Linked DNA regions of Homo sapiens: region 1 is linked to region 2. The links are chromatin loops, found by intact Hi-C in ENCODE. Cell type or tissue: sigmoid colon. All regions are shown on one strand. Links, peaks and the distances in the headings refer to the core of each region. The heading gives the core; the rest is flanking DNA.

The links. Hi-C counts contacts between places; a loop is a spot of excess contacts. Peaks named below come from ENCODE experiments on the same cell type or tissue, not always from the same donor. Only the 100,000 strongest peaks of a DNase experiment are listed, where the experiment ranks them.
Region 1: it touches region 2 in a loop (1.9-fold over the local background); 2 of 110 quality-filtered maps call a loop at or near these places.

The regions. Positions count from the first base shown.
Region 1 is chr9:134,463,022-134,474,388 of GRCh38, reverse strand. The region is part of intron 1 of LOC105376311 (a long non-coding RNA gene); the gene reads right to left. Among named protein-coding and RNA genes, the nearest start is that of MIR4669, 89 kb to the right of the region's middle. In sigmoid colon, for the core only: no CTCF peak of the experiment used is centred there; a DNase peak (open chromatin) is centred at 5,068.
Region 2 is chr9:134,654,538-134,665,904 of GRCh38, reverse strand. All of the region lies in intron 1 of COL5A1 (collagen type V alpha 1 chain), which reads right to left. Among named protein-coding and RNA genes, the nearest start is that of COL5A1-AS1, 7.4 kb to the right of the region's middle. RefSeq lists enhancers at 7,518-8,325, 9,382-10,245, 10,246-11,110. In sigmoid colon, for the core only: a CTCF peak has its summit at 5,281; DNase peaks (open chromatin) are centred at 3,164, 3,544, 3,924, 5,904 and 3 weaker places; H3K27ac peaks cover 1,805 bases.

The DNA.
Region 1 (11,367 bases), core at 1,753-9,752, 190 kb after region 2:
ACCCCAGAGCCCCTACATCCCGTGGGATCCGCAAGCCTGCACGGCTTGGGCTGCTCCAGCCAGGGGAGGCTGTGGGAATCGAGCCTTTTGGAGGAGTCATGGGACTCCACAGGGGTCAGCAGAGGAGCTAGACTTCACCCTAGGGACAGTGAGGGAGGCCTGGTGGCCACGCTCAGGACACACTATCTTACAGGAAGAGGCAAGTCCTCACCCGGCCCTTTCTGCTCTCTGCCCTCCCAGCCCACTCTGCTGCAGTCACCCTGGCCCCCCTGGTGATTGTCCAAAATAAATACAAAAGTCCTAACAGCTTCGTTGACTGGGGCTGGCTCACACACCCGTGCACCGTGTGTGTGACTCACATCAACCCAAAGCGGGGAGATAGCCACCCCTACAAGCCCCCCAAGTCACCAGTTCCAGGGGCCCCCCAGGCGCCAGCCCAGGTCAGCTGACAGCAGGGCGAGCCTCCAGCCTCCACGCCACACTCCGGCACACAGACTGGGCCACCCGGAGCCTAATGTTTTCAGGATGAACGCAAGTCAGCCAGAGGACCTCAGAGCTTCTCTGCAAAAGCCAGAGAGGTTCCAGCATGGAACGACCTCACCAGAACAGGCACGGAGACGTCGGAGACTCCGGATGGAGGGCAGTCCAGGCAGGCTTCCTGGAACAGGTGTGGGACAGGCCTGTGGGCTGGGAAGAGGAGGTGGAAGTGAGAAAGGAAGGGAGGCAGAGCCATCCACATCAGCAGGAGCACCTCCCAGCCTGCCTTGCCTCCGAACCTCCAGGCCAGGACTTCTTCCAGCACACGTGAGGCTGCCCATCCAGCGGCTTCTCCCATCAAGGCAGTGGCAGGGGTAGCCCGAGGGCCAGGCCAGGTGAGGGAGCCCACAGCCCTGTGCTAGGGCGGTTCCAAGAAGCCAAAGTGAGTGATCACGGTCTCTGCAGCCAGCGCCACTGAGGCTCATCTGTGCAGGATTCCCAGAGAACATCATTCAATTCCAGACTTAATTGGCATTAAATTGGACATTCTAGTAGAATAGGTTGAGTTCCAAATCGTCATTATGCAAAACATCCACTGCAGCTGATGGGACCGTATGAGCCAACAGAAGTCCATTTGAATAAGAAGACAGCAACTTAGGGCCAGGCATCTTCCAGGAGGGGGACTGGGCCTCCCAGGGGACACGGAAAATGGGACGCTGTGCACCTTGGCCAGGGCTGTGGCGCTGTGAGGGTCAGCTTCCTCTGTAGGCCCCCTCTGAACCTCTGGTTGGAAGCTGGAGCCCTAGCTCTGTGTCCCTCCCGCCTGGGGAGGGGTGTACTTATCCACTCGCCAGCCCCCTGGAGATGGGGGTGAAGTTGAGAGTCCAAGCCGGAGTCCCACCGTGCTGTGACCCGGGGTGTGAGACTCAACACTGGGGCCTCACCTGGGAGAGGGTGGACCTGCCACCTCCTCCACGCCCAAGGGAGAAGGAGCCAGGAGCCCAGGGCCATGCATACACAGGAGGCACTCAGGGAACGTGGAAGTGGCATCTGTAGTGAGCCCGGCCCTGGCCATGATCAGGGACTCTTCGGACCCTCAAAGGGGGAAGGCCAGGCCTCAGACCACCCAGGCTTTCCTTGGGAAAAACTGAGAGTGGAGGGGCCCTGGGAGTGGGGTGGGCCAGGGCCCCCAGGGCTCCAAATTGCCAGCGGGGAACTGGGGCTCCCAGAGGCGCAGAGCGACCTGCCCCGGGCGAGTAGCTCCAAAGGGGCAGGGCCAGGCCACCCCTGCCCCACCAAGGCAGGCACTGAGACTCAGATGGCTCCTCCAAGCCCAAGGCCTGCAACACCACCAAGGAAGGCGTCTCCACCCCAGCCAGCCTCCCACCTCTGACTGACCTCTGGGGCTGCAGGGGCCAGGTCCCCGCCCAGAAAGCCTCTCCTGCCCACTACTGTCAGCAACTCCAGGGCTGGGGCAGCCACCCACAGGGCTCATGCCCAGTCTGGCTCCCACCCCTCAGGGACAGCCAGGCAGGAGGCTAGAGGATTCTGCCAAAGCTCCCTGCAGCCAGCCGGAGGGCCAAGCACAGCCAAGACCTCTGCACCGCCCCACCACTAATGAAGAGCGGGTCTGAGCAGTCATCGGGGTGAGCAAGGCTACAGACCAACAGGCTGTGTCCCCACTGTCCCAAAGAGACCACACTCAGGAGGGGCTGAGCTCAAGAAGACCTGAATCACAGAAGGACAAGTTCAGGAGGACCCAGGCTCAGGAGGACCCAGGCTCAGGAGGACCCAGGCTCAGGAAGGTCCCAGGCTCAGAAAGACCCAGGCTCAGGAGGACCAAGGCTCAGGAGCACCCCAGCTCAGGAGGACCTTGACTCAGAAGGACCCAGGCTCAGGAGGACCCTGACTCAGGAGGGTCCCAGGCTCAGGAGGACCCCAGGCTCAGGAGGACCCCAGGCTCAGGAGGACCCTGACTCAGGAGGACCCAAGCTTAGGAGGACCCAGGCTCAGGAGGACCCTAGCTCAGGAGGACCATGACTCAGAAGGACCGAGGCTCAGGAAGACCCAGGCTCAGGAGGACCCCCAACTCAGGAGGGCCCCAACTCAGGAGGGCCCCAGGCTCAGGAGGATTCCAGGCTCAGGAAGAGCCAAGCTCAGGACTATTCAGGTTCAGGAGGGTCCCAGGCTGAAGAGGATCCCAGGCTCAGGAGGACCCCGACTCAGGAGGACCCAGGCTCAGGAGGACCCCAGGCTCAGGAGGACTCAGGCTCAGGAGGATCCCAGGATCAGGAGGACCCAGGCTCAGTAGGACCCAGGTTCAGGAGGGCCACAGGCTCAGGAGGACACAGGCTCAGGAGGACCCTGACTTAGGAGGGCCTCAGGTTCAGGAGGACACAGGCTCAGGAGGACCCCGACTTAGGAGGGCCTCAGGCTCAGGAGGACCCCAGGCTCAGGAGGACCCCAGACTCAGGAGGGCCCCGGGCTCAGGAGGACCCCAGGCTCAGGAGTTACCAGGCTCAGGATGACCCAGGTTTAGGAGTTCCCAGGCTTAGGAGGACCCAGGCTCAGGAGGACCCCAACTCAGGAGGACCCTGACTCAGGAGGACTCAGCTTCAGGAGGACCCAGGCTCAGGAGGACCCAGGCTCAGGAGGATCCTGACTTAGGAGGGCCCAGGCTCAGGAGGACCCAGGCTCAGGAGGACCCCAGGTTCAGGAGGACCCAGGCTCAGGAGGACCCTGACTCAGGAGGGCCCCAGGCTCAGGAGGACCCAGGCTCAGGAGGACCCCAGACTTAGGAGGACCCAGGATCAGAAGGACCCTGACTCAGGAAGACCCCAGGCTCAGAAGTTTCCAGGCTCAGAAGGACCCATGCTCAGGAGGACCCAGGCTCAGGAGGACCCCAGTTCAGGAGGACCCTGACATGGAAGGACCCAGGCTCAGGAGGACTCTCACTTAGGAGGGTCCCAGGCTCAGGAGAACCCCAGGCTCAAGAGGACCCCAACTCAGGAGGACCCTGACTCAGGAGGACCCCAGGTTCAGGAGTTCCCAGGCTCAGGAGGTCCCAGGCTCAGGAGGACCCTGACTCAGGAGGGCCCAGGCTCAGGAGTTTCCAGGCTCTGGAGGACTCCAGTTCAGGAGGACCCTGACACAGAAGGACTGAGGCTCAGGAGGACCCTTACTCAGGAGGGTCCCAGGCTCAGGAGGACCTGGGCTCAGGAGGGACCCAGGCTCAGAAAGACCCCAACTCAGGAGGACCCTGATTCAGGAGGGCCCAGCTTCAGGAGGACCCAGGCTCAGGAGTTGCCAGGCTCAGGAGGACCCCAGTTCAGGAGGACCCTGACACAGAAGGACCCAGGCTCAGGAGGACTCTGACTTAGGAGGGTCCCAGGCTCAGGAGGACCCCAACTCAGGAGGACCCTGACTCAGGAGGACCCCAGGCTCAGGAGGACCCAGGCTCAGGAGGACCCCAGGCTCAGGAGGACTCAGGCTCAGGAGGACCCCAGGCTCAGGAGGGCCCCAGGCTCAGGAGGACACAGGCTCAGGAGGACCCCAGACTTAGGAGGACCCAGGATCAGAAGGACCCTGACTCAGGAAGACCCCAGGCTCAGAAGTTCCCAGGCTCAGGAGGACCCATGCTCAGGAGGACCCAGGCTCAGGAGGACCCCAGGCTCAGGAGGACTCAGGCTCAGGAGGACCCCAGGCTCAGGAGGGCCCCAGGCTCAGGAGGACCCAGGCTCAGGAGGACCCCAGACTTAGGAGGACCCAGGATCAGAAGGACCCTGACTCAGGAAGACCCGAGGCTCAGAAGTTCCCAGGCTCAGGAGGACCCATGCTCAGGAGGACCCAGGCTCAGGAGGACCCATGCTCAGGAGGACCCAGGCTCAGGAGGACCCCAGTTCAGGAGGACCCTGACATGGAAGGACCCAGGCTCAGGAGGAACCCAGGCTCAGGAGGATCCAGGCTCAGGAGGACCCTGACTTAGGAGGGCCCCAGGCTCAGGAGGACCCAGGCTCAGGAGGATCCCAGGCTTAGGAGGACCCAGGCTCAGGAGGACCCCGGCTCGTGAGAACCCAGGCTCAGGAGGGTCTTGTAGTTGGTTTAATGCTTTGTTGTTGCCCTCTTAAAATTCTTAGTTATTTCCATCTGGAATGTGGGACCTCTGTTTTCTCTTTGCAGAGGCTCTACACATTCTGTAGCCGATCCAGCTCCCAGCCCCCACGCTGGGTGGGTCAGAATCCTCATTTCCTACCCCAGCACTGTGGCTGCCCATCTGTGAAATGGGTTTAGTGCCCACTTCCTAGGGTGGCCTGGGGTGGCGAGAGAAACAGAGACAGAGTTTTGACTTCCTGGGGTGGGTGGTGAGGGGTGGGGGACAGGGAGAGAAGAGACAGGGAGGGCAGGCAGGGCAGGGACAGGCCCCTGCCTCAGTCTAAAGTCTCTCACTCTTTTTCCTGTGGCCGCCCTCTTCACTCCCTCCTGGCCAGTCCTCAACCCTCCCCAACAAGCCAGGAAGACTCGGCATGAATCCCGTGGAAAAGAAGTGGCTGCACATTTTCCGAGATGTTTTAAACATTGTTTTGGCAAGACGGCGGCTCCTCCACGGCCCAAGTCACCCTGACATAAAACAAGCCTGACCAAAGCCAGGGCCCCAGCCCGCCGGCCTCCTCCGGCCAGCCAAGGTCTGGCTGCCATGCACTCATCACCTTCCCAGCCCTGCCCCTCCCAGATGCCGGGCACACCGGGCGGGGGAGGCCGGCCTGCCTCTTCAAACGGCCTCTTTTTAAAGCCAAGGAATGCCTCTTGATGCGTTTGTTTCTGTGGTTGCTAACCAGCAGCATCGCATGGTCTGGGAGGCCAGCAGGACACCCGGGTGACTGGTTTCATGCTCTGCACAAACTGGGCCAAGAAGGGGCTCCAGTCAACTAGCGTAGCCCCCCGTGGTGCAGGGGGAGAAACTGAGGCCCAGAGACAGGGGAGGAGGTTGCCAGGGTCCCAGATCAAGTGGCCATACTATGGGTGCATTCTGGGTCTTGCCTCTGAGAGGCAGGTCCCCGTGCTAGCCTGGCAAGGCTGCACAGGCATCGGGTTCCTGAGGGAGCATGCGTGTTGGGGGGAACGCAGGCAGCCTGTCTCCCCCACCTTATTTCTTGCCCCGTTGCATCAACCCTGTGCAGCGAGGGATAACATTGCCTCTACTTTACAGACATAAAACCAAGGCTTGGAGAGGTGAGGTGACCTGCTCATCACAGGCTGCCCCAGGTGGAACTGGGATTCCATGGGGTTGGTGTCTGGAGCTGGATCAGGCCCAGCCTCGTGGGCAGTCCCGCCCTGCAAATGGACAGGCCTTTGAGGTGGGTGCAGAGGTCCCAGCCTCCGCCTGCAGGGCCCTAGGGTCCTGGGATGGATGTAGCAGCCTGGCCTCATATCCTGCTGGGGCACTCGGGGGAAGTCGCGCCATCCCTCTAAACCCTCAGCTCCCCCACCTGTGAAGGAGGGCACGGGGCCATAAACATTAAGGACCTCATTGCTCCTAAACTACCTGGCCCAGGACCTGATTTAGGAAGAGCAACAAAAGGCAGCAGCCCCTTCTGGAAAGGAGGTAATACCTGCAAAGGGCTCGGACGTGGGAATAGGAGTCGATCATGCTGGCCAGGCTGAGACAGGACCCAGGCTGCCTGATGTGCATGGAGACAGGTCAGCCCAGCCCCACCCTGACATAAGCAGACCTCCCTCCTCCCCGAGTCTCAGGTCCCCTCAAGGGGCCAGGGGCTCCAAGAGCAGTTCCCATGGAGTGAAAGAGCTCTGCCATCTCTGATGATGCCACTGTGTCCTGCAAATTAAACTGACAAGAGGCAGATTAGGAAGAGGAAAAAAATGTTTTCATGTAGAAATGTACATGGGAGACCACAGGAAAATGGGATTCAGAGGAGTGGTTAGAATCTGGGGCTTACATATCCTCTTAGAGGTACACAAAAATCAGGGGAGAAGGAGAAGGGCACACACAGGAAAACGAATGGCTTTTTGGAAAGGTAAATGGGCCCTGAGGTGGACAGATTTGGGGTAGCGTGGCTCTGGGACCACGCCCGTATCCGTGTGCTATGGAGGTTTCTCGTCACTGACTATGATAAGAGTCCATCTTCCCTGGCCACTCCAGGGAGGGATGTACAGCAGTTGAGTTATTTCTAGTTCTTTTGGGGGGCTCTGCTTTTATTCAGATAAGGGGTTTCTGAAACTCAAATGCCTCCTGCACAAAATAATTTTATGCCCCAGCGGCGTGTTCTGAAGTCCCTTCCCCTCCCCCAGACCTTCCATCTGGCAGGTAAGCATCTCTGCTTTGTACCTAAAGAAACAAGGGCTCAGAAAGATTCAGACCTGCTCAGAGTCCCTGAGGGGGCACCATCAGCCACCCAAAGCCACCTTGCCCTGAGGCTGCACGCCCCAGAGTTTGGGAGCACAGCTGCTTGGTGCTGATAGGACAGCGCCCCAGGGGCCTCCAGGATGGCAGAGCCGCCTGGGAGCTGCTCAGGGACAGGGTCGTCCTCTGCTGATGCACCCTGGAGCGTCTGGTTGTCCCAGTGTAACTCCAGGCTGCTGGTACCGGAGTCTTCTCACTTTCCTCCCTCCCTTCTCACGGGTCCCCTCTGGGCTCTCGGCTCATGTCCCTGCATGCAGGTGGGTGTAGCAGGGTGGAGGGGTCCCTGGAATGGGGCTGGGGGAAGTAGAAAATCAAAGGCCACCCCGGAGCTCTGCTTTGCTTCCCGCCTCCCCAAGCTGGACACTTCTGCAGGGCCCAGGTCATCGGCATACTTCAGGGGCCCAGCACCAGGTGACCCCATCTCCCAAGTGCAGACCTGGAGTGGACAAGGGATCCGAGGCCAGTAGGCCCATTGGAACTGAAGCAAGGGACATGGGCAGTGGCACATGTGGCACAGAGTGGGCACTAATGGAGGGGCGGCTGGGTGAGCGGGGCAGAGGCGCGTATGGTGCAGAGTGGGCACTAATGAGGGGGCGGCTGGGTGAGCGGGGCAGAGGCGCGTGTGGCGCAGAGTGGGCACTAATGAGGGGGCGGCTGGGTGAGCGGGGCAGAGGCGCGTGTGGCGCAGAGTGGGCACTAATGAGGGGGCGGCTGGCTGAGCGGGGCAGAGGCGCGTGTGGCGCAGAGTGGGCACTAATGAGGGGGCGGCTGGGTGAGCGGGGCAGAGGCGCGTGTGGCGCAGAGTGGGCACTAATGAGGGGGCGGCTGGGTGAGCGGGGCAGAGGCGCGTGTGGCGCAGAGTGGGCACTAATGAGGGGGCGGCTGGGTGAGCGGGGCAGAGGCGCGTGTGGCGCAGAGTGGGCACTAATGAGGGGGCGGCTGGGTGAGCGGGGCAGAGGCGCGTGTGGTGCAGAGTGGGCACTAATGAGGGGGCGGCTGGGTGAGCGGGGCAGAGGCGCGTGTGGCGCAGAGTGGGCACTAATGGGGGGGAGGCTGGGTGAGCGGGGCAGAGGCGCGTGTGGTGCAGAGTGGGCACTAATGGGGGGGAGGCTGGGTGAGCGGGGCAGAGGCGCGTGTGGTGCAGAGTGGGCACTAATGGGGGGGCGGCTGGGTGAGCCGGGCAGAGGCGCGTGTGGTGCAGAGTGGGCACTAATGGGGGGGAGGCTGGGTGAGCGGGGCAGAGGCGCGTGTGGTGCAGAGTGGGCACTAATGGGGGGGAGGCTGGGTGAGCCGGGCAGAGGCGCGTGTGGTGCAGAGTGGGCACTAATGGGGGGGCGGCTGGGTGAGCCGGGCAGAGGCGCGTGTGGTGCAGAGTGGGCACTAATGGGGGGGAGGCTGGGTGAGCGGGGCAGAGGCGCGTGTGGTGCAGAGTGGGCACTAATGGGGGGGAGGCTGGGTGAGCCGGGCAGAGGCGCGTGTGGCGCAGAGTGGGCACTAATGAGGGGGCGGCTGGGTGAGCGGGGCAGAGGCGCGTGTGGTGCAGAGTGGGCACTAATGAGGGGGCGGCTGGGTGAGCGGGGCAGAGGCGCGTGTGGCGCAGAGTGGGCACTAATGGGGGGGAGGCTGGGTGAGCCGGGCAGAGGCGCGTGTGGCGCAGAGTGGGCACTAATGAGGGGGCGGCTGGGTGAGCGGGGCAGAGGTGCGTGTGGTGCAGAGTGGGCACTAATGGGGGGGCGGCTGGGTGAGCCGGGCAGAGGCGCGTGTGGTGCAGAGTGGGCACTAATGGGGGGGAGGCTGGGTGAGCGGGGCAGAGGCGCGTGTGGTGCAGAGTGGGCACTAATGGGGGGGAGGCTGGGTGAGCGGGGCAGAGGCGCGTGTGGTGCAGAGTGGGCACTAATGGGGGGGCGGCTGGGTGAGCCGGGCAGAGGCGCGTGTGGTGCAGAGTGGGCACTAATGGGGGGGAGGCTGGGTGAGCGGGGCAGAGGCGCGTGTGGTGCAGAGTGGGCACTAATGGGGGGGCGGCTGGGTGAGCCGGGCAGAGGCGCGTGTGGTGCAGAGTGGGCACTAATGGGGGGGAGGCTGGGTGAGCGGGGCAGAGGCGCGTGTGGTGCAGAGTGGGCACTAATGGGGGGGAGGCTGGGTGAGCGGGGCAGAGGCGCGTGTGGTGCAGAGTGGGCACTAATGGGGGGGCGGCTGGGTGAGCCGGGCAGAGGCGCGTGTGGTGCAGAGTGGGCACTAATGGGGGGGAGGCTGGGTGAGCGGGGCAGAGGCGCGTGTGGTGCAGAGTGGGCACTAATGGGGGGGAGGCTGGGTGAGCGGGGCAGAGGCGCGTGTGGTGCAGAGTGGGCACTAATGGGGGGGCGGCTGGGTGAGCCGGGCAGAGGCGCGTGTGGTGCAGAGTGGGCACTAATGGGGGGGAGGCTGGGTGAGCGGGGCAGAGGCGCGTGTGGTGCAGAGTGGGCACTAATGGGGGGGAGGCTGGGTGAGCCGGGCAGAGGCGCGTGTGGTGCAGAGTGGGCACTAATGAGGGGGCGGCTGGGTGAGCGGGGCAGAGGCGCGTGTGGTGCAGAGTGGGCACTAATGAGGGGGCGGCTGGGTGAGCGGGGCAGAGGCGCGTGTGGCGCAGAGTGGGCACTAATGGGGGGGAGGCTGGGTGAGCGGGGCAGAGGCGCGTGTGGTGCAGAGTGGGCACTAATGAGGGGGCGGCTGGGTGAGCGGGGCAGAGGTGCGTGTGGTGCAGAGTGGGCACTAATGGGGGGGAGGCTGGGTGAGCCGGGCAGAGGCGCGTGTGGTGCAGAGTGGGCACTAATGGGGGGGAGGCTGGGTGAGCGGGGCAGAGGCGCGTGTGGTGCAGAGTGGGCACTAATGGGGGGGAGGCTGGGTGAGCGGGGCAGAGGCGCGTGTGGTGCAGAGTGGGCACTAATGGGGGGGCGGCTGGGTGAGCCGGGCAGAGGCGCGTGTGGTGCAGAGTGGGCACTAATGGGAGGGGGCGGCTGGGTGAGCAGCGCAGAGGTGTGGGGAAGAGCTGAGGCATGACACCGGGGCCTCCAGGAGAGGCAGAGGCTGCCGGCTCTACCCCCAAGAGGCCGGCAGGACTCCCTTCCTATCCAGGAAGCCCCATGATGTCCCATCAGAGCTCATGACACCGATGTCATCCACAAGAGCTGGCCCCGGTGAGTGTCAGGTCCTCACAAGTGAGAGACATGGCCAGGACCCCCACAATGCCTCAGCTCCTACCCCATGTGCTCACCAGCCCTGGCATCCCCTTGCCCAGGAGGGGCACAGAGCATCATAAACCATCCTCCATCTCCCCCACTGTGTCCTCCACAAAGGACTCAAACTTCCAGCACAGAACAGGAGCTCTGCCTACAGCGGGGTCTCCAGGAGCCGAGGCTGCAAACCCAGAACTAACTGGCCACCTAGGTCCCAGACTGGCTTCCCCAAGGCCCAGGAAGGAGCCCACCTATTGGTGTTGACTCTGGAATTGGGGCCACAACTGAGGAAAAGGGCCTTGTGTATTTTCTGTGGCCATGGGGCTGTCAGCTTGTGTGCTCACGGGGGTTCCTCCTCCCTGGCCCCAACACCACCATCACAATCTCCAAAAATGCATCTAAGCTGTCACCATGGCGTCCACCCTGATGCCCACTGGACATCTACACTGGGCCAAGCCCTGGGAACAGGGAGGGGAGGCCGGGGCCCTCAGGGACGTCACAGCCCAGTGAGGAAAGTGGACACCTGCATTGCAGCTCCAAGGGGGCAGGGGGATGGGGGGCGTGCAGAGGGGCCCGCGACCCAGCCAGGGTCTCTGGGGTCTCAGCCCTGCTCTGAGGGATGAGGAAGAGAGGACCAGGTGGAAGGGAGTCAGGAAAGGTTTGAATTAGAAACTCTGGGGACAAAACACCCAAAGGGGAGGCGGCCCTGCTGAGGCGGGCATCCAGGGACAGAGGAGTGGCCCGGCTTGCCCAGGGCTGGAAGGCGGGCTTTAGGCCCCAACTCTGTGCTTCACCTGGAGGGTTTCCAGCTGAGGAGTGACTGGGTCAGACTGGCAGCCCGCTGTGGGGGGAAGGGCAGATCTCAGAGGGAACCTGGGAAGAAGTGGGCAGACCAGGGACACTGCAGCAGCTGCAGGCTTCCAGGGCATTGATGGCCTCATAGGAAGGTGGCCGGGGGACAGGTAGGAGGCAGAGGCAGCCCCCCAACCCCACTTCTTCGTAGCCAGCAGAGACCTCCGAGCACCGGCGCCCTCTAAAGCCGAGGTCAGGGGCCAAATGGACCTAAAGTGGGAATCCTCCTTTCTCCTTTTCAAACTTTTTATTCTTTTCTACTTAAAAGGAGCTTTGAGTGACAGGGAATGAAAACCATTACCGTGGAGACGCTGGGGACAGACTCTAGACCTGCAACCTACACAGATGTAGAATCTTCCAGAGGTGGGGCAGGGCCGGGCAACCCACCCACAGACTGATGCCAGGTGG
Region 2 (11,367 bases), core at 1,029-9,028:
TATTGGTCAGGCTGGTCTTGAACTCCTGACCTCAGGTGATCCACCTGCCTTGGCCTCCCAAAGTGCTGGGATTAGAGGCGTGAACCACCATGCCTGGCCTTTTTATTTTTTAAGACCACAAGTTGTTTTAATTGACTAAGTCATTTCAGCCAAAGGCCAGCTGCTTGCTTGCTGGAAAGGTTCTCAGCTCCCAGAGCCGCCAGCCCCACGTCCCTGTCCCTGCTCTGTGTTGTGCACACACAACTGTCCACCTTCCAAAGACCCACCTGCTGAACAACAACGCATTCAACCCCTTTCAAAAGATTCAGGAGAGACCTGCAGCCTGTGCACCCAGCCGTCCACTCTACAGAAACTACACACGAGTCCCAATTTGTATGCATCCCTTTTCAATAATCATAGACAAGCCTAGATTTGTGTGTCTTTTCTTTGAGTAGAGATGGATCCATTACGACGAACATTCTTCATTCTGCTTTGCTTTACTTAACATATCTTGGAGATTGGTGTACCTCAGCAAATGAAAACTTCATCTTCTTAGCTGCTGTGCTTGTTTTGTTCTGCATGGTAACCCACCTAAACGGCTCTCGCCCTTCCAGACAGTGCTGCACAGCGGTTCTCCACACACACGTATATCTGCAGGAAACATTCTGGGAACTGGAGATGCTGGTCAAAGAGTATGTGTGTTTTTGTTTGCTTGTTTGTTTGTTTTGAGACGGAGTCTCTCTCTGTCGCCCAGGCTGGAGTGCAGTGGCATGATCTCGGCTCACTGCAACCTCCGTCTCCAGGGTTCACGTGATTCTCCTGCCTCAGCCTCCTGAGCAGCTGGGATTACAGACGCCCGCCACCACACCTGGCTAATTTTTGTATTTTCAGCAGAGACAGGGTTCCACCATGTTGGCCAGGCTGGTCTCGAACTCCTGACCTCAAGTGATCTGTCTGCCTCAGCCTCCCAAAGTGCTGGAATTACAGGCGTGAGCCACCGTGCCCAGCTCTAGTTTTTGTATTTTTAGTAGAGATGGAGTTTCATCATGTTGGCCAGGCTGGTCTCGAACTCCTGGGCTCAGTTGATCCACCCTCCTCAGCCTCCCAAAGTGCTGGAAATATAGGCATGAGCCACCATGCCCGGCCAAGTACATGTGTTTTAATGCTTGGATAGATATTGCCAAATGCCTTTCAGAGAAGGCACCATGGGAACACCCACTGCCCCTCACAGGAGCCAGTGTCACAGACTCTCAGCTTCTGTTCTCTGTCCATCTGGCCGAGGGAGCAGTGCCTCTCCCTGGGGATTCACCTCCATTCTCTCCTTGTGAGTAAAGTCTAACATCTTCTCACATGTTTAAAAGTCACCTGTATTTTCCTTCCTGAGAACTTGCCATGTGTGTCGGCCATCTTGGTGTTTGTTTGCTGGACTTTTCTGACTGATCAGTGGGAGTTCCTTGCAGGTCGACCCCCTTTCCGTCAGATAGGTGTAGATTCTCTTCTTACGGTGACCAGTTGTTTTTTTGCTTTTCTTTTGGCCAGATAGAAAATCTTGACTTTTATGGGGTCAAACTGTTTTCTTTTATAACTGCAGGGGCTTACGTCATACTCGGAAAAGCTTCCCATCCCAAGACTGTAAAACCTGGCCTCCCATGTTTTCTTCTAGTAGTTTTATGGTTTCATTTTTAAAGTTCGCATCTCAGATCCATCTGGAATGCATTTTGGTAGAAGAGTAGGGCAGGATCCAATCTTTTTTTCCCAGACGGATTCTGCAACACTCTAGCCCAGTTCAATGATGAATCCTGTCTTTCCCAGCCAACATGACAGGCTGTCTTTACCAAACCCTACATTTCTGCCAGTGCCCTGGCTTTAAAGGGCAAAAGCTCTGCCTTCCCACCAGCTGACTGATTCCCGAGGGTGGGCAGGGGGTCTGCTGCTTGCCCAGCACCCCCAAGATGTTCCCTTCCCCCTGGAGAGCCCAAGAAGGCCTCTAGCACCCTCCGGTGGTGGCAGCTCTGGTGACCCGCCACAGCAAGCTTCCTCAACACCCCTGCCCTTGCAGTATCAAAAAGGGGGAGCCACCCCAATATCCAATAGGCGACACTTTAAATTAGACTTTTGACAGCTGTCGTGAATGAAAGAGAATGCCTGCACTCTAATGTGGCATGACAAAGTCCAAGTCCAAGTCCTCAGGGCAGAGGCCTAGGGATGGTCTAGGCGTTCCCCATCCGCCACCACAACGCATTTCCCTCTGTACTTTCTTCTCTGTATTCATAATCTGGGTTTGGGAGAATCTGGGTTTACAGTCATTTTTATTTTCTTCTTTATACTTTTTGGTGTTTTCCAAAATGACTATAATGAAATGTATTATTTTCATTAAAAATAGATATTAAAGAAGGAACTGGAGGAGGAGGAAAATGCTCAAGTGACATTTATCCTCCCCCCTCAAGTGCCCATGGCCTCCCAGCCCTGCCAGGTTGGCCAGGGCGGCCTCCTTGCACCTCCCCAGCAGACTCCCGAGGCCTCTGAACACCTGGGCCACACTCCCTCCCCCAGCCCCAGCCCTTCACCCTCTTAGGCTATCAGGACAGTATGGGGACAGCAGAGAGGAGAAGTGTGCTACGTTCTGGGACAGGCCCCCGGCCACCACACACTGACTCCAGGATGAGGAGCCCAGGTGTTCAAAGCCTCAGGGCCAGCCCAGGTCAGGCCAGGCATCCTCTCTTCTTTCTTGGCCCACACGGCCCTCCTTCCAGATAGGGGCTGCGTCCGATGGATGCACCCAGCACAGCAACGTGCAGAGAACAGTTGTTCAGGAAACGTCGAACTTCATTTTGAGAACATGGTCTCTTCAACCACCCCCTCAGCAAAGCCACCCACAGGGCCTTTGACATCGTACATGCTCACAGAAATGTGTGGCGAGTTGAATGCAAAGGCAGTATTTTTAGTAAATTTCCAAACATGGAGGCTCACAGAGCAGGCAGTAGCTGTGCAGCAAACACTCATCGGTCTCTGCTAACGAGGCAGATGAGGTTCTACTATAGCTAACAGCCCCAGGTTTAGAGTGACCAACTCTGGTGCAGAACTTGCGGCCCGAGGAAGATGTAATTAACAACAGATTCAGAGCATCGCTTTGCAGCCCAGAGGGTTTCATGCGAGTTAGCCCGTCCCCATCCAAGCTGGCAGCCGTCCATGTCCCCACCTCACTCTAGAGCTGTGAAAGCTGAGGCCGGGAGAGAGATCAGAGGAGAGATATGGGCTGCAGAGCATGAGGGTGGAGAACAACCCCCAGAGGCCCTTCCATCTGGGCTGCTCTCTTAAATCAACCCTCACTTCTACCCTCAGCCTCCCATCACCCAAGGAGCGCGGAATGTCCCCACTGGAGAGATTCAAAGTCCTTGGCAGGCAGCACTGGGCATCTACGTAGGGGTCAGGAAGGGTGCTGGGGAGGCCTAGGCCAGCTCCACTGGCACCGGCAGGCCTGAAAACACAGGCTTCAGAGCTTCCCAGGCTGTTAGGAAAGTCAAAGTGGAAAAGAAGGAGGCAGCCGGACTGGGCTGGAAACCAGCTGAGTTGTCAGAGAAGAATGTGCGAAGCCCTCAGCTTGACATATCCCAGGGAGGGTAGCTGCCCTGAGCGGCCTGGAAGTCAGGGCCCTGCCTGGGGGCAGTTATGTGCTGGCCGCGTACACGACTGCAGAGATCAGATCAGGAAATATTTTCACAAGTGACTAGAAAGAGACCAGACTACCCTCCTTCAGAGGAATTTTTTTTTTTTTTTTTTTTTGGCCAAGATATTGACCAGGCATCACATTTTATGGAGAAAGGCACATACTTAGAGCCCAGTAATTTCATTTGGGCTTAAACTCAGCACAGGGAGGGCTGGATTACGGAAGCCAACAGACAGGCACAGAGTCAGGTTCCCGCCTCTGCGTGAGTAACCGCCCCAGAGAAGGCGGCTTTCAGCATGGAGCACTCACAACACTGGCATCCGTGTCCAGTTGAATGCCATCCTGGGACTCGCCTTAGCATCCTAGAGAACAGAAGCCGCTGGAGGGAAGGGCTGGAAAGGGAAGAAGCGGTCGGAGGAACAGCGAGGTTGGCACTGCTTAAGGAATTCTGGAGCACAGCTGGAAGAGCTCCTGGGAGTCATTTATAGGGTGAGATGATTGATCCCAGAATTAAAGACATTTAGGTTGAAAGGGCCTGGAGAGATTACAGCTAAGAAGGTGCTGGGTGACATCTGGGAAAACTCTCAGGAAGATGCAGTGGGCTGGGCAGGGTTGCATGGGGAGGGGGGTATGGGTGCAGCACAGAGGGGACACTGGCGTCTAAGAGAGCCACCAAGTCTCAGCTCTGCTCCCTATTGGCCAAGTCAACTGGGCACGTCCTCACAGAGTCAGGAGAACCGTACTGACCTCACAGGACTGGTGGGTGGAGTGAAAGTCACCGACAGAAAGCAGTTGGTGCTGGGAGCCATCAGCCCATCCGTCAGCATCTGCCCACAGGACTGGAGGCTCCTGTACCTCACACACACGCCCTGCTGCAAACTGGTCATCTGCTTGGGGACCCCTTGAAAGATCTGGGGTGGTGCAAACAGCTGTGTGAAGCTCAGCAACACATGGCTGAGCCCAGATTAATGTCAGATGTGGGACAATTAGTGAATCCCTGATCCCAAAGATCCCAATCCAAGGAAGGCTGATGGGCAGCTTCCCTGGATGCAGCACCGAGAATAGTGTCCCCGACACTTCCCCAACCAAACTCCCCAGGCCACCCTAGGCAACTCTCGGCTTCCTCTCCCACCCAGCCTCTTTGGGGTCAGCAAACCCAGCATACCCCACCTCTGCCAGCCAGTGGTGGGTGTGGTAAGCTGAGATCACTCTTCTGGTACCTTCCATCCTCCCCTAAAAGAACCCAGGTGCATGGTTCACAGCTTCTAACATCTGCTCTCCACCCCACTTCAGAGAGCTACTTCAAAACATAGCAATTCTCTGGGCTGGTCAGCACCCTCTGAGTTTACAAAGCACTCACAATTCAACCCAGTGACCATTCACTGAGCACCTCACAGTGGCAGGCACTCTGAGATGCAAGAAGAACTCAAAGAGACCTTGCCTGTTTCTATAGAGATCTAAACTGTGCCTCCTTAGATGCTCACCACAAATCTATGAGGTAGAGAGACATCATCAGCTCCATTTTACACATGAAGAAACTGAGGCACAGAAGAAAGTTATGGTTTTGAGGTCGCACCATGAGTACTCTAGTACAACCCAGGCCAAGCCTAGGTTTTCACAATGTCTAGTAGAGCTGGGATGCAATACCCTCCTTAACCTCCAGGGGCACCACTCCCACCACTGGTCTCTAGCTAGACACTGAAGTTTGAGGCTTTGATGTCATGAGCATGAACTAGGGCTTTGGGTTACCACTGTTTACAGTGAATTCTGGCTACTGAGGTGACCTGAAACTAGAAATGCCTAAGACCACATATGCAGCAGCATCTCTATTCCACTGGTTTCTAATAAATTGAAACTTCCTAACTTTTCCTAATAGAATCTGTCTGGGGCATACAGTAGGCGTAGGTGAGTTACCCAGGTAGCGAATCTTCAGAGGACTTTGACAATTCTTTAGGACTCATGGTCCATTTTAAGTGAAAACCAAGAGTAAAACTCTTTTGAGCCTGGTCCTTGGCAAACCTGAGGACTCTCATGGCACATAGAACACATCGTTCTGCTAATAGGATAAAGGGTGGACTTGGAAATCAGGCCTGGGGCACTGCTTCTCTCAGAGTTTGCATTTTTCTTTTCTGAAATGCTGATGGTTTAAAGATGTGGATCGTGGCCCAGGTCCCTGACCCAGGAGGGGTTTTGTGATGCTATTCCAGCTCAGTTCCTGAAACATCTGGTCCATTTCTACCCCTGGCCCGCCTGCGCCTTATCTGCTATAGCATCTGGCTTGCTGGGCCCCATTTCTCCTTGGCCGTGTGTCGGCTGAAACTAAACAGGCAGCACCTACCTGGCGATAATCCTCCCCTATCACTCTTTCCTTCCCGCTAAAATGGAAAAACTGACTCAGACCAGGGCAGCTCACCCCCTTAAGCAAACAGTGCACACACAGCTGGGCACAGGCTCCAGATCTAATCCGCAGATCTCATCGAGGACGGTACTCGGGGCGCCTGTGGAGCCCACGGCTCTGTGGGCTTTGGAAGAGGCTGCTGAGTGACAGGATCCAAAAGGCCCCGCTCCCTCCTGAGACCCGCCACCAGGGCCATGGTGATGCAGGAGGGCAGGGAGGACAGAGGGTTGTTGGTGGGGTCACCGGACTTCACATTCCTCCTGCTCCTCTCTCTCAGTGCCTACTGCAGGGATGAAGACCCCAAAGAAAAAAAGTGCAACCGTCCTTCAGATAGGGACCAAAACCCCACCTTCCTTGGCTACTTGGCACTCTCGGAAGGCCTGGACTCATATCAGGCATGTTCCCAAGCAGCTGGACAGAATCAAATGCCCACAACTCAAAGGCTTTTTTATGATTATGATTATTATTATTGTTTTGAGATGGAGTCTCTGTCGCTCAGGCTAGAGTGCAATGGCGCCATCTCGGCTCACTGCAACCTCTGCCGCCCAGGTTCAAGCAATTCTCCTGCCTCAGCCTCCCAAGTAGCTGGGATTACAGGCATGCACCATCACGCCCGGCTAAGTTTTTTGTATTTTTAGTAGAGACAGGGTTTCACCATATTGGCCAGTCTCAAATTCCTGACCTTGTGATCCACCCGCTTCAGCCTCCCAAAGTGCTGGGATTACAGGCCTGAGCCACCACACCCGGCCTCAAAGGCTATTTTAAAGGCCTAACTCTGCCACTTCCTAGCTGCAGGGCCTCTGAGCCTGCTTCTCACCTGTAAAATGGGATGACACCTCCTGCCTTACACAGAGGCCATCGGGATAAAACACAGTGTGAAGGCACTTGGGGTCAGGTCAGAAGAAGACAAGTCCCAGAGAGTCCTACTCTTCACCTGCAGAGAAAAGTCTCAGCGAACCCCTCCCTCGTATGTCTCATGTGAATTTCTACCTTAACTGACATTTCAGTTTCCGGGCTCCGGAGAGACCTTGAAGAGGGCCAGGACCCCAGAGCCCACCTGGAGCCCAGCAGCCCCTCCCCTCCAGGCCTGGAGCCAGAGCCTCCCAGCTGCTCTCCGCACAACCACAGGGTGCCTGCCCCACCCCCCGCCACCCTCCAGGGGACAGAAGCCGGGCAGGGTACAAGAGGGGCGTCGGCTTCCATTAAGACCCCCGACATGCCTTTAGGCCCACACTGCCCTCGGACTATAGCCCCTCTCCGGGGCCTGCAAATCCTGCTTGAGGGCTAGGCAGCTGTTTGTAATCGGCCAGGCCCTAGCTGCAGGAAGGGGAGGTGGGAGCGTATGCATGTGAAGGGGCCCAGGGCGTGCAAGGACAGGCCCAGCAGGGGCGGGGGGACGTGCAGGGGCGGGGGCACATGCAGGCTTGGCTTGGGCTGCCCCTCCCAGGGCTGTCCCAGCAGAACTGGAGACCCGGGCAGCCAGAAAAGGAAAGAAAGAGGGAGCGGGTGTCTGCACTTCGGAGCTGCTTTCCTTTATCACTGGTGAGCAAGGAGATTTTCAGGGTAATGGTGAAACCTATGGGCTGCGGAGGCCGGGGTCCAGAACCTCCCAGCGTGGGTGCTGCCTGCTCACAGAGGGGCGAGCTGCCCACCACCACGGTTGTAGGGTGAACATTGGTCCTCAGAGCCTGCCCTGGGCAGAAAGCCCCTGCATTAGAAAGCCTGGGACCCCTCCAGCCCACTGAGGCTGAGAAAAGACCCAGTTTTGAACACCGTCCCCTGACGGTGGCAAGAGACGGGCAGGGTTGCTTTCCCCAGCGACAGGACTCCGAGTGCAGTCCGCCATAGCCAGCAGCATCTCCGTGCCCGGCCCATCCCTCGTCAGTGAAGCCCACCCGACAGGCCAGGACTCCCAGGCCTGGTCTCCCCACTCCTCACCAGCCTGTGACACCAGGAACCCACACCTTCTAAGTCTGAGCTTATTCATCTGCCAAACGGCCCCCAGGCCATAAGCCAGGCCACTGACTCTGTGCCCCCTCCCCAGAAGACATCAGAGTCCTCTCCAGGAGTCCAGGCAGGTCCTGTCCCACCCCCTGCCCTTCCCCGTCAGGCCTGGCACCCCCGGGCAAAGGAAACTCATCTGGAGAAGCTCCTGGGAACTGAATACAGAGGAAGGTTCCACAGCCCTCACCCCCCATATTATCTATAAACTGCACCCCCTACCCCACCCCCCATATTATCTATAAACTACACCCCCAACCCACCCTCCATATTATCTATAAACTACACCCCCTACACCACCCCCATATTATCTATAAACTACACCCCCACCCCACCCCCATATTATCTATAAACTACACTCCCACCCCACCCCCATATTATCTATAAACTACACCTACACCCCACCCCCATATTATCTATAAACTACACCCCCACCCCACCCCCATATTATCTATAAACTACACCCCCACCCCACCCCCATATTATCTATAAACTTCACCCCCTACCCCAGCCCCCATATTATCTATAAACTACACCTACACCCCACCCCCATATTATCTATAAACTGCACCCCTCTACCCCACCCCTGTATTATCTATAAATTGCACCCCCTGCCCCGACCCCTATATTATCTATAAACTACACCCCCTACCCTGCCCCCATATTATCTATAAACTGCACCCCCTGCCCCAACCCCCATATTATCTATAAACTACACCCCCTACCCTGCCCCCATATTATCTATAAACTGCACCCCCGCCCTGACCCCCATATTATCTATTAACTACACCCCCTGCCCCACCCCCCATATTATCTATAAACTGCACCCCCTGTCTCACCCCCCCATATTATCTATAAAGTGCACCCCCTGCCCCGTCCCCCATATTATCTATAAACTGCACCCCCTGTCTCACCCCCCCATATTATCTATAAAGTGCACCCCCTGCCCCGTCCCCCATATTATCTATAATGTACACCCCTTGCCCTGCCAATTGGAACCTCTGGCCCTTTTGTGCCAACCATTTAGCATCCTCTGAGGTCCCTGGCTGGGCCTGAAGCTGCAAACAGCAGCTTTAGTCCTTCTTTCACACTTTATAAAAGTTACAATTACTGCCTCCCAACCTCCGTATTAACAGCCATGTAAAATAACAGCCATCTCTAATAAGAATTATATGATACCATCTGCGACCATCCCAATAAAAGCAGCAGGCATCGTTATCAATACCACGAGTGCACCTGGTGCTTGCACTGCACGGGACGATGTCCTGCACACCGGGCACACCTAGGGCTTTGCATCCACACCAGTATTGCTTCCTTAGATCCTCACAGCTGCCAGTCCAGGTAGGTGGTGCTATTGCCTCTGATATGCAGATAAGCTGCCTCAGATCAGAGAGGTTAAGTAACATGTTGGAGATCCCACAGCCAGGAGTTCAAACCTGCTCTCTCGGCCTCCGAAGCTCCCGGTGTCCCTGAGAATCACTGCTTCCCTCCTCATCCCCTGAGCTCTCTTTGCAAAAGTCCAAGAGGTGACTGTGAGCTGGTGATAGGGACAGGCTCTGCAGAAGGACAGAGGGCTGGAGGGAGGCACAGGCCCCCACCCTCCTCTGCTCAGAGTTTCCCAAAGTACCCTCAACTGGTCACTGCCGCTGCACTGGGCGGGCAGGACGAGGAGCCGCAGGCCCCAGGCTCCACCTCAGACCCTCAATCTGAAGCTGCAAGGTGGGGCCCCGGGGCTCCTGCACCTGTCCACTGTGAGGGTCCCAGGCTCCAAGCTCCGGCATCCTCTGGCATCCGGTGGTGAGCCCTGCAAAGCCCCACCCTGCAGGAAGCTGGACCTGCCCACCCTCCTTTGCTTCCAGTCAATCCCAGAAAACACCAGGCAACTCCGGGCCAGGGTTACAGACCCAGAGAACTCCAACCCTCTGCAAAATGGCAGTGCAGCTGCTGTCTTGGTACCAGCCCTCTGTGCCAGGACATTCAAGGAGGGCAGGACAGGGGAGCCCTGCTGCAGGTGCCAGAGGCTCTGACAAGCCCACGTGCCATAGGACAGCCTGGTGGGCACAGCACCCATGGCACCCTCTGGGTCCTCACCCACAGCCTTCGGGCTGAGTCCAGCCTGGTCACACATTCCTGTCTCCTGTGGCACTTTCACAAGCCCAGCTCAATTCCATGGGCTCAGCAGACTCCTGCAAGTCACCTCATGGGGGCCACCTGTGACCTCTGAACCAATGGCATGCCTGGGACACACAGTAATAGTAATGACCATAGCCAGCTGTGGTGGTCCTAGCAGTTTACACATGTGAATCCTGAGTCCTCTCAGCATGCCTGTGAGACAGGTATTATTCTCATGCCCACTTGACAGATGGGGAAACTGAGGCACAGGAAGGTGCTACGAACTGCCTTAGCAGCACTGAGCTCAGGCTCATGAGGACGCTGCACAGCCCAGCTGAGAGGCTAAAGGTATGGGACACAGCCGCCCTCCACCCTCCCGGCTGGGGGCCTCCCGGGGCTCTGTGCTTCTCTGAGCTCCACCTCCGCCTCCCTCGGGTGGGGACTCACCCTGCCTCCCACATCGATGCACAAAACAGAAAAGTGCAGGCCCTAAAGCCCAAGGCCACCCAGTGCATTCGGATAAACCAGCCCTACAGACGCCCGGCCCAACACAACCCCAGCCCTACAAACCCCTGCCTTATACACACACCAGCCCTACACACCTCCAGCCCTACACACACCAGCCCTACACACCCCCAGCCCTACACACACCAGCCCTACACACCCCTAGCCCTACACACCTCCAGCCCTACACACACCAGCCCTACACACCCCCAGCCCTACACACACCAGCTCTACACACCCCCAGCCCTACACACCTCCAGCCCTACACACACCAGCCCTACCCTCCCCCAGCTCTACACACCCCCAGCCCTACACACCCCCAGCCCTACAAACACCAGCCCTACACACCCCCAGCCCTACACACCCCCAGCCCTAGACACTTCCAGCCCTACACACACGAGCCCCACACACCACCAGCACTACAAACCCCGCCCTAAACACACACGAGGTCTACACACCCCAGCCCTAGACACCACAAGCCCTACACACACCAGCCCTACACACACCCCAGCCCTACACATCTACAGCCCTACACACCTACAGCCCTACACACACCAGCTCTACACACCTACAGCCCTACACACACCAGCCCTACACACCTCCAGCCCTACACACCCCCAGCCCTACACACCCTCAGCCCTACACACTCCCAGCCCTACACACCCCCAGCCCTACACACACCCAGCCCTACACACACCCAGCCCTA